2 separate regions of the Homo sapiens genome follow, and region 2 is linked to region 1. Evidence: chromatin contacts called from ENCODE POLR2A ChIA-PET data. All regions are on one chromosome and are shown on one strand. Each heading gives the region's core, a stretch centred on a gene start or an enhancer-like site at or near the end of the contact. The rest is flanking DNA. Distances are from core to core; before and after follow the strand shown. Region 1 overlaps IL17RA (interleukin 17 receptor A). Region 2 holds the start of USP18 (ubiquitin specific peptidase 18).

Region 1 (6,891 bases), core at 1,293-3,792:
CATAGCTAATGAAAGACAGCCAGGAGTCCAGCCCCAGGGAGTGACACTCTAAAGCCCCACTCCACACTTCAGGCCTGAAGGACTCCAAGTTAAACTAAACTCTCCTCCCTAATCACCCCTCAGAACCAGGTAAGGACGCAGCACAGGCTGGGGGCCTTCAGCCACTTGTTCTCCCAGTATGGCCTAGGACAGCCGCATGTCCCCTACCTGGAGTGTCTGGCATTTCTGGGCAGGAAACAGTCGCGGAGTGTCTGAGGCAGTCATTGAGGCAGCTGCTGAAGAAGGGCTGGATCTGCGGGCAGAGAGGGCAGGAAAAGGGCTCCAGAACTGTAGAGCGCCCATGCCTTCCAGCCAGCAGCGGCAATGTGAGAGGAGGGGATCCTGGCTGGCTACACCACGATCTCCAGGTGACCATCATCTCCCTCCAGCAAGGGCGGGTCAGCGAACCCCTGCCCAGGTGAGGGTGGGAGAACCAGACAGGAGAAAGGCAGGGGCAGTGCCTTACCAGGCAAGGAATCCTGACTGGTAGTGGTGCTTGGTGCCACAGAGAGGACAAGCTTTCCCCTGTCCACCAGCAAGAATGCCAGACTGTGCACGCTCCCCACTCCCGTCCACACCACACTCTCCACCTGTGCACGCTCCCCACTCCCAGCCACACCACTCTCTCCACCTGTGCACGCTCCCCACTCCCAGCCACACCACTCTCTCCACCTGTGCACGCTCCCCACTCCAGCCACACCACACTCTCCACCTGTGCACGCTCCCCACTCCCAGCCACACCACACTCTCCACCTGTGCACGCTCCCCACTCCCAGCCACACCACTCTCTCCACCTGTGCACGCTCCCCACTCCCAGCCACACCACTCTCTCCACCTGTGCACGCTCCCCACTCCCAGCCACACCTCTCCACCTGTGCACGCTCCCCACTCCCAGCCACACCACTCTCCCCACCTGTGCACGCTCCCCACTCCCAGCCACACCACACTCTCCACCTGTGCACGCTCCCCACTCCCAGCCACACCACTCTCTCCACCTGTGCACGCTCCCCACTCCCAGCCACACCACACTCTCCACCTGTGCACGCTCCCCACTCTCAGCCACACCACTCTCTCCACCTGTGCACGCTCCCCACTCCCAGCCACACCACTCTCTCCACCTGTGCACGTTCCCCACTCCCGTCCACACCACTCTCTCCACCTGTGCACGCTCCCCACTCCCGTCCACACCACTCTCCACCTGTGCACACTCCCCACTCCCAGACACACCACACTCTCCACCTGTGCACGCTCCCCACTCCCGTCCACACCACTCTCTCCACCTGTGCACACTCCCCACTCCCGTCCACACCACTCTTCACCTGTGCACACTCCTCACTCCTGTCCACTCTATAATTGCCACCTGTTTTGCTCCCTGCACCTGTCCACACCACACTCACCCACCTGCACTTGGTGGCGACAGCACCCTTTAAGGTTGCGTAGAGTGAGTGTGACGTTGGATCGCTGGTGGAACTCTTCTGGTCTGGGCTGAGGAGAGAGGCGAGGATGGGTAAGGCTAGTTGGGATGGGTAAGGCTAGTTGGGTAAGAACACGCTGTGGCACTGCCATGGAGAGGCTGTCCAGAGCACCCCTTAGGAAGGCCAGGGGAGAAATGCTTTTCAGGTTTCTATTCCAGAAAAAAACTCCGTTTCTGCATGGAAGCTGGTTTATTGTAAATCCTTAAGTACGTGTAGTAACTGGTAAGTCTCTCTTTGCTTTGGCTGCTGGGAATTGGGGCAACAAATCTGTGTTCATGGACACCAGTTGTACAGAACCACACAGCACACGTTTCCTGCACTGAGCTGGCTTCATCGTATTACCTTTATTTCTTTTTTTTTAGAGATGGAGTATCACTCTTGTCACCCAGGCTGGAGTGCAGTGGCACAATCTCAGCTCACTACAACCTCTGCCTCCCAGGTTCAAGTGATTCTTCTGCCTCAGTTTCCCAAATTGCTGGGATTACAGGCGTGTGCCAGCACACCTGGCTAATTTTTGTACTTTTAGTAGAGATGGGGTTTCATCATGTTGGTCAGGCTGGTCTCGAACTCCTGACCTCAAGTGATCCACCTGCCTTGGCCTCCCAAACTGCTGGGATTATAGGCGTGAACCACTGTGCCTGGCATATTTTATGTCATTAATGTACTTTATTTATTTTTCAATTTTTATTTTCTTTTTTAGAGACAGGGTCTCGCTCTGTCCCCCAGAGTGGGTGCAGTGGTGCCATCATGGCTTACTGTAGTCTCGAACTCCAACTTCAAGCCATTCTCCTGCCTTGGCCTCCCAAAGTATTGGGATTACAGGTGGGAGCCACTGCACCTGGCCTTATTTCCTTATCTTTAGTTCCCCTTTGTCTCTATTTTCACATTTCTTCTTTTTTTTAAATCCTCAAATCCTTTTTGTAATAAACAAAGCAAAACAAAAAGAGAACAAGGGGGCGTGTGGGGGAGGAAAGAACAAAAAGGACTGAGTCATGGGCAGGACACAGTCAACTGCCTTTCTATCAAGCATAAGATCACTGGGGAAGAAAAAGGGCAAGGCGCCATGATCACTATGGACTAAGCACAGCCCTGAGTCGCGAGCTTCTAGCAACGCGGTTCTGTCAGACCAGCAGAGAAGAGACTCAGGGCTTGGAGGGGTGGTCCTGAGCTATGCTAGAGGGGTCAAAAAGAGCAGAGTTACCGCAGGTATGTGGTGCATGTGCTCAAAGCAACTGTGGTTCTCCATGTGCGGAAAACTGGTCAGCAGGATCTGGTAATGGGTAGATTCGTTCCACAGGGTGAAGCTCACACGCAGCTGGTGGGCCTCCAGGGTCTCCACGGTGATGTTGGGGTCCCACAGGCTGCCTGCCAAGGTCACACACGCAGGCTGGGAGTGAGGAGGGGCACGCACATGTGCATGTGTATGCATCCAAATAAAGCTCTCCCGGGCCAGCTGTTACCTGAGCTCATGCATGGCGTGGTTACCTTCATCCTGGCGTGCTCACAGTCTGTCGACCCAGAAAAAAGGAAACTCATTAAGCCTCTGCCTTCAGAAATCTGTTCTTCCAGACTCCTGACACCAAGAACAACAATCTTTTCCCCACTGGGAGCCTGTCCGCAGGTGGCCCCTTCAGAGTGAGCTCCAGGGCTGGACCCACCTTGGCATGGGTGCCAGCCTGCCTGTCTGATCCTCATCTCTCGGGGAACCCTCCTGATGCAAGTGCATTCCTCCTGAGCTTGCTGTGGGTGACCAAGCAATCTTGGTCCCCTCCAGTTCCTTCTCTGCCCACCCACAGCTTCTTGTCCCCGGCTGCCCCTGTCTTTGCACAGGCTGAGAAGACATGTGACAGGTGTGAATCACCATGGAGGGACAGGGACTGAGTCAGTCAACTTTAGGAACAGAAGCGAGAACTGAGGAGATTCACTCCTTCAACAAATACATATTGAGCACCAACTATGCACCAGGCCCTGTTCTTGGCACTGGAGGTACAGTGGTAAACAAGACAAAGCCCTGCCCCCTGGAGATTGCAACCCAGTAGAAGAGACCAATAAAAGCAAACACACAGCATGCAGTACCAGTCAGGGAGTGATGAGCCACACGCGGTGACATAAAGCAGGGTAAGCACAGAGTGTGTGTGCACGCGTGTGTGCAGGGTGGTCCCAGGATGAAGAAGGTCAACACCATCCTTAACAAGCATTTCTTGACCAACCTACTATATGCAAGGCAATTCGTGAGGTTCTGGAGATTATAAAAATGGGCAGAAGACCCAGGCTTTGTTTTCAAGTGGGCTTCCTGACATAGCTGGCTATGGACAGAGAATTGTAGAGAGACTGAGGCAGGAGAATCGCATGAGCCCAGGAGTTCGAGGCTGCATTGAGCTAGGATAGCAAAATTGCACTATAGCCTGGGTGACAAAGCAAGACCCTATCTCTATTAAAAACAAAAAGAGAGAAATGTAGGTAATAGCTGAGCTTCTGGGGAGGACAGAGAAGTAGAAGGTACATGTACATCAAAGGATGCCTGAGAAGAAAAGCCTGGCGGTAATCACAGGCAGTGTGGATAGGCATGGGGAGTAGAGCGCCATGCATGGGATGAACGTTGGATGATGCAGGCAGAATGTAAGGTGGAAGGAGAAGAGCAAGCCACGGAGGCTGGGACCAGGCTGGGGGCAGAGGCTGCAACTTCCCCACGAGTGGCTTGTGGCTTGCCTTTATGCTATTTTCTGGGCAGGCTGGGTGCTTCTCTAGATAGAGGGAGGTGCTCTGGTTCCCATAAAACTCCTGGGATCTTGGGCCACCGTCCACTGTTGTGCCAACAGAGAATGGCCTCTGCCTCAGGGAATGGAGGTTGCAGCACACACCAAAGCACTCCCAGTCTTGGCCTCTGTTTGTTCTGTGGGTCCCAGGTGCTGGCAATGCCAGCCAATGTCTTGCTGAGCAGGGGGGCTGGCATCTGTGCCACCTGGTGCTTCCTTCTCACAGAGGCCATTGGGGAGGGAATGTCTTGGGAGGATGCTCTTACCAGGCACAAGGAAATTCTTGGACTGGTGGTTTGGGTCCCCATCAGGGATGGGCTTGGGCAGGTGGTGAACGGTCACCTCATATTCCTGGTCAGGGTCAACCACAAAGTGGCTGAAGGTAAAACGCCACTGAAGAGAAGGGAGGAAGGGAAGGTGGATGGATTACACACACCTCTGTCACCCATCTATGCCCAAAGACCCCCGTTCCCACCCACTCCCGAATATTCAGCCAAAAATAAGAACAAAGCAACAACCACAGCAAAATCCAAGGTCAGGGAAATCAGTATCTTTGTTTTTTGTTTCCTCTGGTCCTTTCTGCCTGTTTTTTTTTTTTTTTTTTTTAAACCTGGATCTGGCCTCATCAGTAGACAGTGAATAAGGCAAAAGAATTTGGGGAAAGTGGAAGTAGTCCCACCCCTCCCACCTGCCCTCTCAAATTCTAGGACAATGGGTATGAGAGGGCGGAGCCAGGGGACTTGGGGCTATGGAGATCTGGCACACGCCAGGCAGGTAAAAACTATTTGTCAAATGATTCTTCCTCCTCAAACGGAAAAGCCAGGAACCTCTTGAGACCATTATGGAGTAAAAAGGTGCAAAGGACAAGCTAGAGACCCCCACTCACCCTGGGCCAGCAGGCACCTCAGTTGCAATGATATTTGAATTTGTGCTAAGTTATTTTCTGGGTGTTAGAGATTACAGACATCGACTCCAACCCCCATTCTAGTTACCCTGGTGGAGGGGCCGGGGTCCTTTGCTTCTAAGTGGACGGAGGAACCTGGTTCTCACCATTCGCATAGCAGTCAAGTTTGGGGGTCCTAATTTAACATCGGAGAGGGGTTCTGCCTTTGCTGCTTGAGTTTGTGGGAGATCTAACTTGTTTTCAAGTGACCATTTGCAGATTTAAACCAGTAGTCTTCAAACTAAGGCTCGCATCGTGATGACTTAAGGGTTAAGCACCAGTTGCTGGACCCCACCCTAAGAGTTTCTGGCCTGGGAAGTCTGGGGTGGGGCCAAACATCTCTACCACGTTCCCAGGTGAGGCTGAGGCTGCTGGTCTACGGACCACACTTTGAGACCCACTGCTTTAAACAAACTTAAACAAGAATCAACATTTCACCATTTAGCTGTGAGCAGCAAAATGAGACTAAGCTGTTGTAGTGCTCATTTGCCCACCTACAGCAGTTCTTTGGTCTGGGCGGTTTTTTCTTCCTGAAGGTAGGCCCCAGCTGAATCCAAGTTACACATAAAAGATGTTACACAAAGTTACACAAAGATGGCAGGAGGTAGGGCTGTGGAAGCTGCCTTCCAATTCAACTTCCTTTCCGAACGAATAGCTAGGTAAAGTGGGAAGAAAAACCAGGGGTGAGCAGGTGAGGGACGCTTTCAAAAATACGCTCTGTCCCTCACTATTGCTCACGGCGGCCACACCACTTCTCTTTTGACTTCTGCCCATCTCAGGCTGCCATTCTGAATTCCACAGACTCCCTCAGCACCTCTGGGTCTCCCCCACTCTAAATCAGGGTCTGAATTTGGGGACAAGAAGTCTGTACTGGTGTCATCAGTGGAACATAATCCACTCAGGAGCTGTGTTCTTACCCGCCTGTGGTGATGCCTCAGTTTGGACAGAAACTCAAACCTGACGCACAAACGTTCATTGGTGTTCAGCTGCAGGACAGATAACTCTGCACCCTCGAGGTACAGGATGCTGGCTGCAGGAGAGGGAGAAGAGAAGACAAACAGATGCAGATCAGCCAAGACAAGTGCTGGGTGTGTCACTTCCCTATCTGTTGCGGTTGTTCACTCCTAAAAGAAAATCTGCCGTCTTACCCAACTCTCCACATCCTGTTCCTTTCAGTTCACTCTCTGGCCTCAGCCTACCGCCTTGCAGACAGTTATTTCCCAGCTGGGCAAGGAAAAATGACACTTTACACTGGGCTAGAAGTAAAGGCTTTGCAAACTTGTGGTGAGGGCTTTGACAATCTGGCATGGGTGTCAAACACAGCCATCCCCACCATCCTCACGAGGTTGTGGCTGTCAGCAGGAGCACTGAGGGCGGGGACTTCCAAAAAGAACTTCCCCCATGCCCCGTTCACAAATCTGGGGCTAGTGCTCATAAGCCCCAATCGTCCCAATTCTGTAACATAAACTCTCCATTCCTGAATAGGCTTGGGGGACGTTTTAAAAGTGCTGGCCCCTAAATTCAGGGAACAGGTTGACAAATGTGTTACCATTTTCCACTTCATTTTTGGTACTGTAGTCACAAAATTAACTGCTTGCTTTTTTTTCCCCTCAGGGTGCTAAAAATATTAGGTTGAAGGAAGTCCTTTCATGAAGAATGGTGTGATGAGAAGGTATCA
Region 2 (6,891 bases), core at 1,599-4,098, 1.0 Mb before region 1:
GAAATGATGACAGCAGACAATTCCATCAGCAAGAAAGAGGATTTTGAGCTCATCATTGAGGGAAAGCTGATGAAAGAGAGCAGAGAGGTTCCAGGCTGCATTTTCCAAGATGTTGTCCTCTTCTCCGCCAAGACCTCCCAGATACTTCAGTAGGATATAGCAGTAAAACCTCATGGAGCAGATCATTTGAGCAGGCTCGGTCCCAAAGGGAAACAAAATACAGCAGCCTTTCAGGGTAGATCACACTGGGGAGACAGGGAGGCGGGGCAGCAAGGAAAGGAAAGTGAAGCTTAAAAGGTCTAAGGAGGATGGGGAGGGCAAGGCGAGCAGAGAGACCGCAGCTGAAGTTAGCAGGGGCAATAAGCATCCACCAGAGAAAACAGCCTGGGCGGATTCCAAGGAAGGGGATTTTCAAACTCAACTGCTGACTCAAAAAAAGACCCCCAGGCCAGGCGCGGGGTCTTTGTTTGAGACTCTGTCTCAAACAAAACAAAACAAAAATCCCAAATACTAAACTAACTTAGCTCCCACCCTACCTGAATTTTTTTTTTTTTTTTTGGTTCACGTTCTCTCATGATCTTCCCGAAATGTTATCCTTAAGCTTCGGGGAGAGGTGAGCAACGGAAGGAACTGGCCCAGGCCCACCACTAAAGAAGCCCCAGGACCAATCGGGGTCCTCAGAGAAGCCCCAGAAGAGCCAGGAACAAGCTGCAGAAAACCTGGGGAGGGTGGGGCCTCCACCCAATACTCCACTCACAACTGGACTCTCTGCCAGGAAAGCCAACTCCAACATTTAGATGCCCTAAAAGGAACAAAATTAACCTGCCAGGAACATGATTCAAGCAGCCTCGGTGTCTTCCGACCCACCCCATCATGGCAACCACAATTGTAGACCGCAGTCTCGATGACGTGTTCACATTATTTTGCATTTCTTTTTTCTTTTTTTATTTTTATTTTTATTTTTGAGACGGAGTCTCCCTCTGTCGCCCAGGCTGGAGTGCAGTGGCCGGATCTTGGCTCACTGCAAGCTCCGCCTCCCAGGTTCACGCCATTCTCCTGCCTCAGCCTCCCGAGTAGTTGGGACTACAGGCGCCTGCCGCCACGCCCAGCTAATATTTTTTATTTTTAGTAGATGGGTTTGCACCGTGTTAGCTAGGATGGTCTTGATCTCCTGACCTCGTGATCCACCTGCCTCGGCCTCCCAAATTGCTGGGATTACAGGCGTGAGCCACCGCGCCCGGCCTATTTTGCATTTCTTGAGTAATCGTAATATGCGGGTTAGAACACACGGATTACAACACTTTGGATGAAAAACCACATAATAGGGAAATTTTGGGACTACTCTCTCTCAAAAAAAAAAACAGCTCGTGGAAAAACTAGGACTTACCTTCTTTGAAACTATGTTTATGTTAAGCATTTTCCCCTTTGTAAGCTCATCATTGTGTAAAAGTGTCAGAACTGTGCAACACATTTTTTAACAGTCCAAAAGCAAGTTCTTTGATAAATCAATATGAAGCCGTGCACCTGTGTTACTCTCCCTCCCGTTTTGTTCCTGCGAACACATCGGTAACCTGCATTCACTCTCCATCCAACTCTGTTCAATACCAGAAAGAAACTTCAGATGAAATGCTTTTCAGTATTTGCCTTGTTTTCTGGAACAACTTTAAAGTACAAATTATACCTAAATAAGTACAAATTAAAGCCTCTGCTTTAATTTTCAAACACTTTGAACCCAGATTTTCAGGGGTCTCAAAATGGAGTTTTGTGTTTAAAAGTCTAAATTTAGCTTTCTTCCAAGGAAAAGGGTGTGAAGAAGAGAGGTTAAGACTAAAATACTCTGATTTGCAGAGTTTGACAACATCCTTCCAATTTCTCAATATGAATGCCCACTGACCCAGCCATTCCACTTCTAGGAATTTTCCACCGATATATTTGTATGAATGTATACATAAAATTATATTCATTGCCGTATCTGTGCCAGTAAAAACTGGAAACAACCTAAATCTCCATGCATTGTTTAAACAATGTACTTCCCATACCATGTATCAGGTTTTTTTGTTTGTTTGTTTGAGACAGTTTCGCTCTGTCGCCCAGGCTGGAGTGCAACGGTGCGATCTCGGCTCACCGCAACCTCCGCTCCCGGGTTCAAGCGATTCTCCTGCCTCAGCCTCCCGAGTAGCTGGGATTACAGGCATGCGCCACCACGCCAGGCTAATTTTGTATTTTTAGTAGAGACGGGGTTTCTCCATGTCTGTAACTCCTGACCTCAGGTGATCCTCCCTCCTCGATCTCCCAAAGTGCTGGGATTACAGGCGTGAGCCACCGTACCCGGCCGAATCAGTTTTTTGTTTTATTTTTAATGCCATTAACACATCTATATGTCCTGCCATGAAAAGATGTCCATAATATACTCAGTGGACAAAGCAAGTTCGAAATGATTTTAAAGACTTGTACATAGAAACATTTCTGATAAGGTACAAACAAAAATGATACTGAGTGGAAGACTGCGAGACACATTTGTCTGCATTGTTTGAATTTTTTTACAAGCTTACAACACTTCTGCAATTTCTTTTTTTGTTTTAATTAAACACAAAGTCATGTCAAAAGTCCAAATAACTATATTAGCTTAGAAAAAAATTCACTGGCCCAAAATATATGCACGTAGTAAATACAGATCACTATCATAATTTGCAGAGCACAATTATTACTTAATTCCTTAATTATCTGACTGGCATAGGAGCAGAGTTGGATGTCTGTGCTAGAAAGAAAACTTCCAAAATGAGCCCCGAACTTGCCTCAAGCGCCATGCAAGCGTCCAGCCTCCGCTGCTGAGTTCCACGTCGGGACTGAGCCGGGGACCGAGCTGGGACCGAAGTTCCGCTCCGGGCCCGCCTTGGTCTGGCCCCGCGCTCGTGGCACCCCGCCCAGCTTTCGTTTTCCACTGAATGGAAAGCGAAACTTACAGCGGCCTCCGCGCCGGGAGCTGGGCGCCAGCGTGCGGGGAAACCCTGCCGGCCCGAGCTTCCCGCGGCTGCCGTTGCAGCCGCGCACCTGCTCCAGACTTCCAGCCCTCGCTTTTTTTTTTTTTTTTTTTTTTTGAGACGGAGTCTCATTCTGTCGTCCAGGCTGGAGTGCGGTTGCGCTGTCTCGGTTCACTGCAAACTCCGCCTCCTGGGTTCAAGCGATTCTCCTGCCTCAGGCTCCGGAGTAGCTGGGATTACAGGCATGCGCCACCACTCCTGGCTAATTTTTGTATTTTAGTAGCGATGGGGTTCCGCCATGCTGGCCAGGCTGGTCTCAGGTGATCCGCCCGCCTCCTAAAGTGCTGGGATTACAGGTGTGGGCCACCGCGCCCGACCTACAGGCGCCTTTTTATTTGCGATTTTAAGGTCCTTGCAATTAGCCTACGTGTTAGAGTCATTTGGCGTTTGGTAGTATCCATGGCAGCATTTTTTCTTTCTTAATGCTATTGTATTTCTTGGATCGGGTGTCTTCACATCACCGGCCTGTGGCTTGGATGCGGCACATGGTGTAATTAGGAGCTCCCCTGTGGGCATGCAGATACAGATATTTCTCCACTTAAGAAGGGGTCAGGGGGCGCGGTGGCTCACACCTGTAATCCCAGCACTTTGGGATGCTGAGGCAGGCGGATCACCTGAGGTCAGGAGTTCGAGACCAGCCTGACCAACATAGTGAAACCCCATCTCTACTAAAAGTACAAAAATTAGCTCGGCGTGGTGGCGCTTAATCCCAGCTACTTAAGAGGCTGAGGCAGGAGAATAACTTGAACCCAAGAAGCGGAGGTTGCAGTGAGCAGAGATCGACAAGAGCAAGACTCCGTCTAAAAAAAAAAAAAAAAAATGGGGTCAAGTCCCAGTGAACCCATCATGAAGTCGAAACATCGTAAGTGAAACCACGGTAAGTGATGGACCATCTGTGTATATATAAGGTTAAGAGATCTGTAACATGCACACCGGAAAGGCTTATTACCTCTTTAGAGATGTATTTCTTGTATGTAGACTCATGGGGGTAGGGGCAGAAGGGTTATCTGCTAGGGGCCTCAAACTCCAGCCGCTGGAATTTGCGCAGGAAAGCAGGGTACAATTCCCCCAAAGCGATCATTCTTTCTGAAAGCCGTCCCCGCAGCAACAGACAAATAGCCTCCAAAAACCCAAAGCTGCCAGAACCTCACTGAAGCGTTGGTAGGGTCTGCAGTAAGGTACAAAATACCATGGCATGAAGATGTATAAACGTGTCCATAATAGGGTGGATGTGTGTTAGAAGCATGAGCACAGATATACACATACAGGCTATCCACACGTCCATCGTCAGCCCAGACTCCGCTTACATTGCTGCTGGAACGGAGGCAGTGTCGCCCACAGTGCAGCATGTTCTCCCTGGAAGGCTGGTGGACTTTGCGCAGTATGGTGTTTACACAGGTACACGGTGGTGGGCGCAGGGTCCGTCCTCATTATATTTGCTGACCAATCAGTTATATAACCAGCTTCATACATCTGGTAAGTCTTGTCCACAAACAGGAACCTCAAAAACTCAAGTGAGGGCAATGAGGAGAGGAGGTTGCAAAATTTGATAAAATATGCTAAATACAGCAAGTCAGTAGAAGGCTAAGGAGCAAGCTGCAGTTGCTTGCAGCAACTATCAGCAGAAAACTATTAATAGTCAATCCAATGATTCTATCTGAATCTTGGTAGGTCGGTGGAGCAAAGTAATTGGTGTTGCTGCCCCAGTGCAGAATGGACAAGGGTGAACCTTGGGTTGGAGGCTGGACTATATAATGTAAGGATCCATTACACTTCTATGGGGCTCTTCCTTCCGTCCTTCATGGTACCCTCCTGAACAATTCCGTGCTAAGGCCATCAGGTGTGTCAAGCAAAGTGGGCGTTTGTGTAGTATGTTCCACAGTGGCCCAAGCAGGGTGCTGGACTGGAGCAGGTTGAGGAGGGTGGCAGCACAGTGGGGCTGCCCAGCACAATGTCAGACACAAATGGGTGCTGGTGCAGCCCGGCCCAGGGTCACAGCCCAAGCAATTTGAAGATGTGGCACATCCCGGTATTGGAGTGGCCCAGTGTGTGGTGTCCAGGGAGGGCAGGGTGCTGGTGGAGATGACAGATTAGTTACATACAGGGGGATGACCAGGTAACTGAATGTATTAAGGATAATTGGAGCCAGAGTTGAAACTCTCAGAGATAGGAGTTACAAATAAGGAAAGGGAGAATGAGCCCACTAGTGTTGAACTGGAATTGGACTTAGCAGTGTGGATCCATGATTTTCAGTATGTATACACAGATAGATAAAGAAGTACAAGGCGGGTGGATCACGAGGTCAGGAGATTGAGACCACCGTGGCTAACACGGTGAAACCCCGTCTTTACTAAAAATACAAAAAATTAGCTGGGTGTGGTGGCACACGCCTGTAGTCCCAGCTACTCGGAAGGCTGAGGCAGGATAATCATTTGAACCCGGGAGGCAGAGGTTGCAGTGAGCCAAGATTGCATCATTGCACTCCAGCCTGGCGACACAGCGAGATCCCCTATCCAAAAAAAAAAAAAAAAAAAAAAAAAAAAAGAAGTACATGTGGAGGTAAACATGTGTATACATGCATACATCCCCTGACTTGGTCTGTAGGGGGCCTGGGAACAGTGACACCCCAACAGTACATCTTGCACCCAGATCTTGGTTTCTAATTCCCATTCTCTAGTAAAAGGAACCAATGTTGCTTGGAGAAATGGCTGTTTCTGGGGTTAAGGCAGAGAAAGTACAAGATGAGCCTAGGACATCTTGTTCTGCCAGCAAGTAAGGGAATGCTCCAAGAATGATGGGGATGTTTCAAAACGATGCAGAAGCCAGCTCCAAGACCATGCTCCCACTGGCCAAATTTGGAACAACTTGAGCATTAAAAGAAATGATGATTTGTTTTGTTTTGTTTTTGTTTTTGAGACGGAGTCTCGCTCTGTTGCCCAGGCTGGAGTGCAGTGGCACTATCTTGGCTCACTGCAAGCTCCGCCTCCTGGGTTCACACCATTCTCCTGCCTCAGCCTCCCGAGTAGCTGGGACTACAGGCACCCGCCACCACGCCCAGCTAATTTTTTGTATTTTTAGTAGAGACGGGGTTTCACCGTGTTAGCCAGGATGGTCTCGATCTCCTGACCTTGTGATCCTCCTGCCTCGGCCTCCCAAAGTGCTGGGATTACAGGCATGAGCCACCGCGCCTGGCCTGAAATGATGATAGTAACATTTCGACCTGTTAAATAAAATGGGAAGCCACACTTCATACCAATAAAAGTAGATACTGAATAAATTAAAAGTTTGATGAGAAACAGGATATTTACACAGTTTCAAAGTACTCTCCCACAAAATACATATTATTAATTACCATTATTACATACATGTGATACAGGTTCATTCTGCCCGCATGCCATAAATCCATCACTGTGACAGGTTTTGTAAAAGAGAAAAGATTTATTCGCAAGGCAGCCCAGTGAGGAGGCAGGAGAACAGCTCTCAAATCTTCCTCCCCAAAGATAAGTCTTAGGGATATTTACCGGTGAGAGAAGCAGGGTGGTGTAAGGTATGGGCAAAGGTGATTGGCAGTGGGGGAAAATGAGGCAGTCGGTGACCACTGCAAGCATAGTCAGGGTTCGTGGCACTTCACAGGGCACATGTTCAAAAAATGACAGCCTTAGCGTGATCTGAGGGTGTCGCTTGGGGCCTCTGATGTCAAAAGGCCACTTCTTTTGTTTGCACAAGCCTACTTGAAAGCTCACGGTCTCAACTGGTTTGAACTAGGCAGGAGCTGCCCCAAGTTCCTGAAAAACAATTTGAACGATCATGACAGTAGTGACATACATGTTATCTGTAAGGAAGCCGGCAA

What was found. ChIA-PET counts read pairs that join two places held with the same protein, here RNA polymerase II (POLR2A).
Region 2: POLR2A ChIA-PET joins it to region 1 with 10 read pairs in endothelial cell of umbilical vein. The contact joins the promoter of USP18 here to the enhancer-like site in region 1. POLR2A ChIA-PET finds 5 or more read pairs at or near these places in 2 of 52 experiments (WTC11 and endothelial cell of umbilical vein).

Annotation. Positions count from the first base shown.
Region 1 is chr22:17,098,127-17,105,017 of GRCh38, reverse strand. It overlaps IL17RA (interleukin 17 receptor A), which reads right to left. Exons shown (of 13, transcript NM_014339.7): 4 at 6,131-6,243; 5 at 4,537-4,663; 6 at 2,975-3,022; 7 at 2,716-2,879; 8 at 1,441-1,524; 9 at 208-292. Among named protein-coding and RNA genes, the nearest start is that of IL17RA, 17 kb to the right of the region's middle. Within about 2 kb of position 2,542, at least 2 of the 41 ENCODE cell types and tissues checked have a DNase peak (open chromatin) inside an H3K27ac peak, as active enhancers do.
Region 2 is chr22:18,146,127-18,153,017 of GRCh38, reverse strand. USP18 (ubiquitin specific peptidase 18) reads right to left here and starts at 2,848. Exons shown (of 11, transcript NM_017414.4): 1 at 2,796-2,848. It overlaps LOC124905076 (a long non-coding RNA gene), which reads left to right and starts at 3,804. Exons shown (of 2, transcript XR_007067999.1): 1 at 3,804-3,918. RefSeq lists enhancers at 179-428, 2,788-3,107.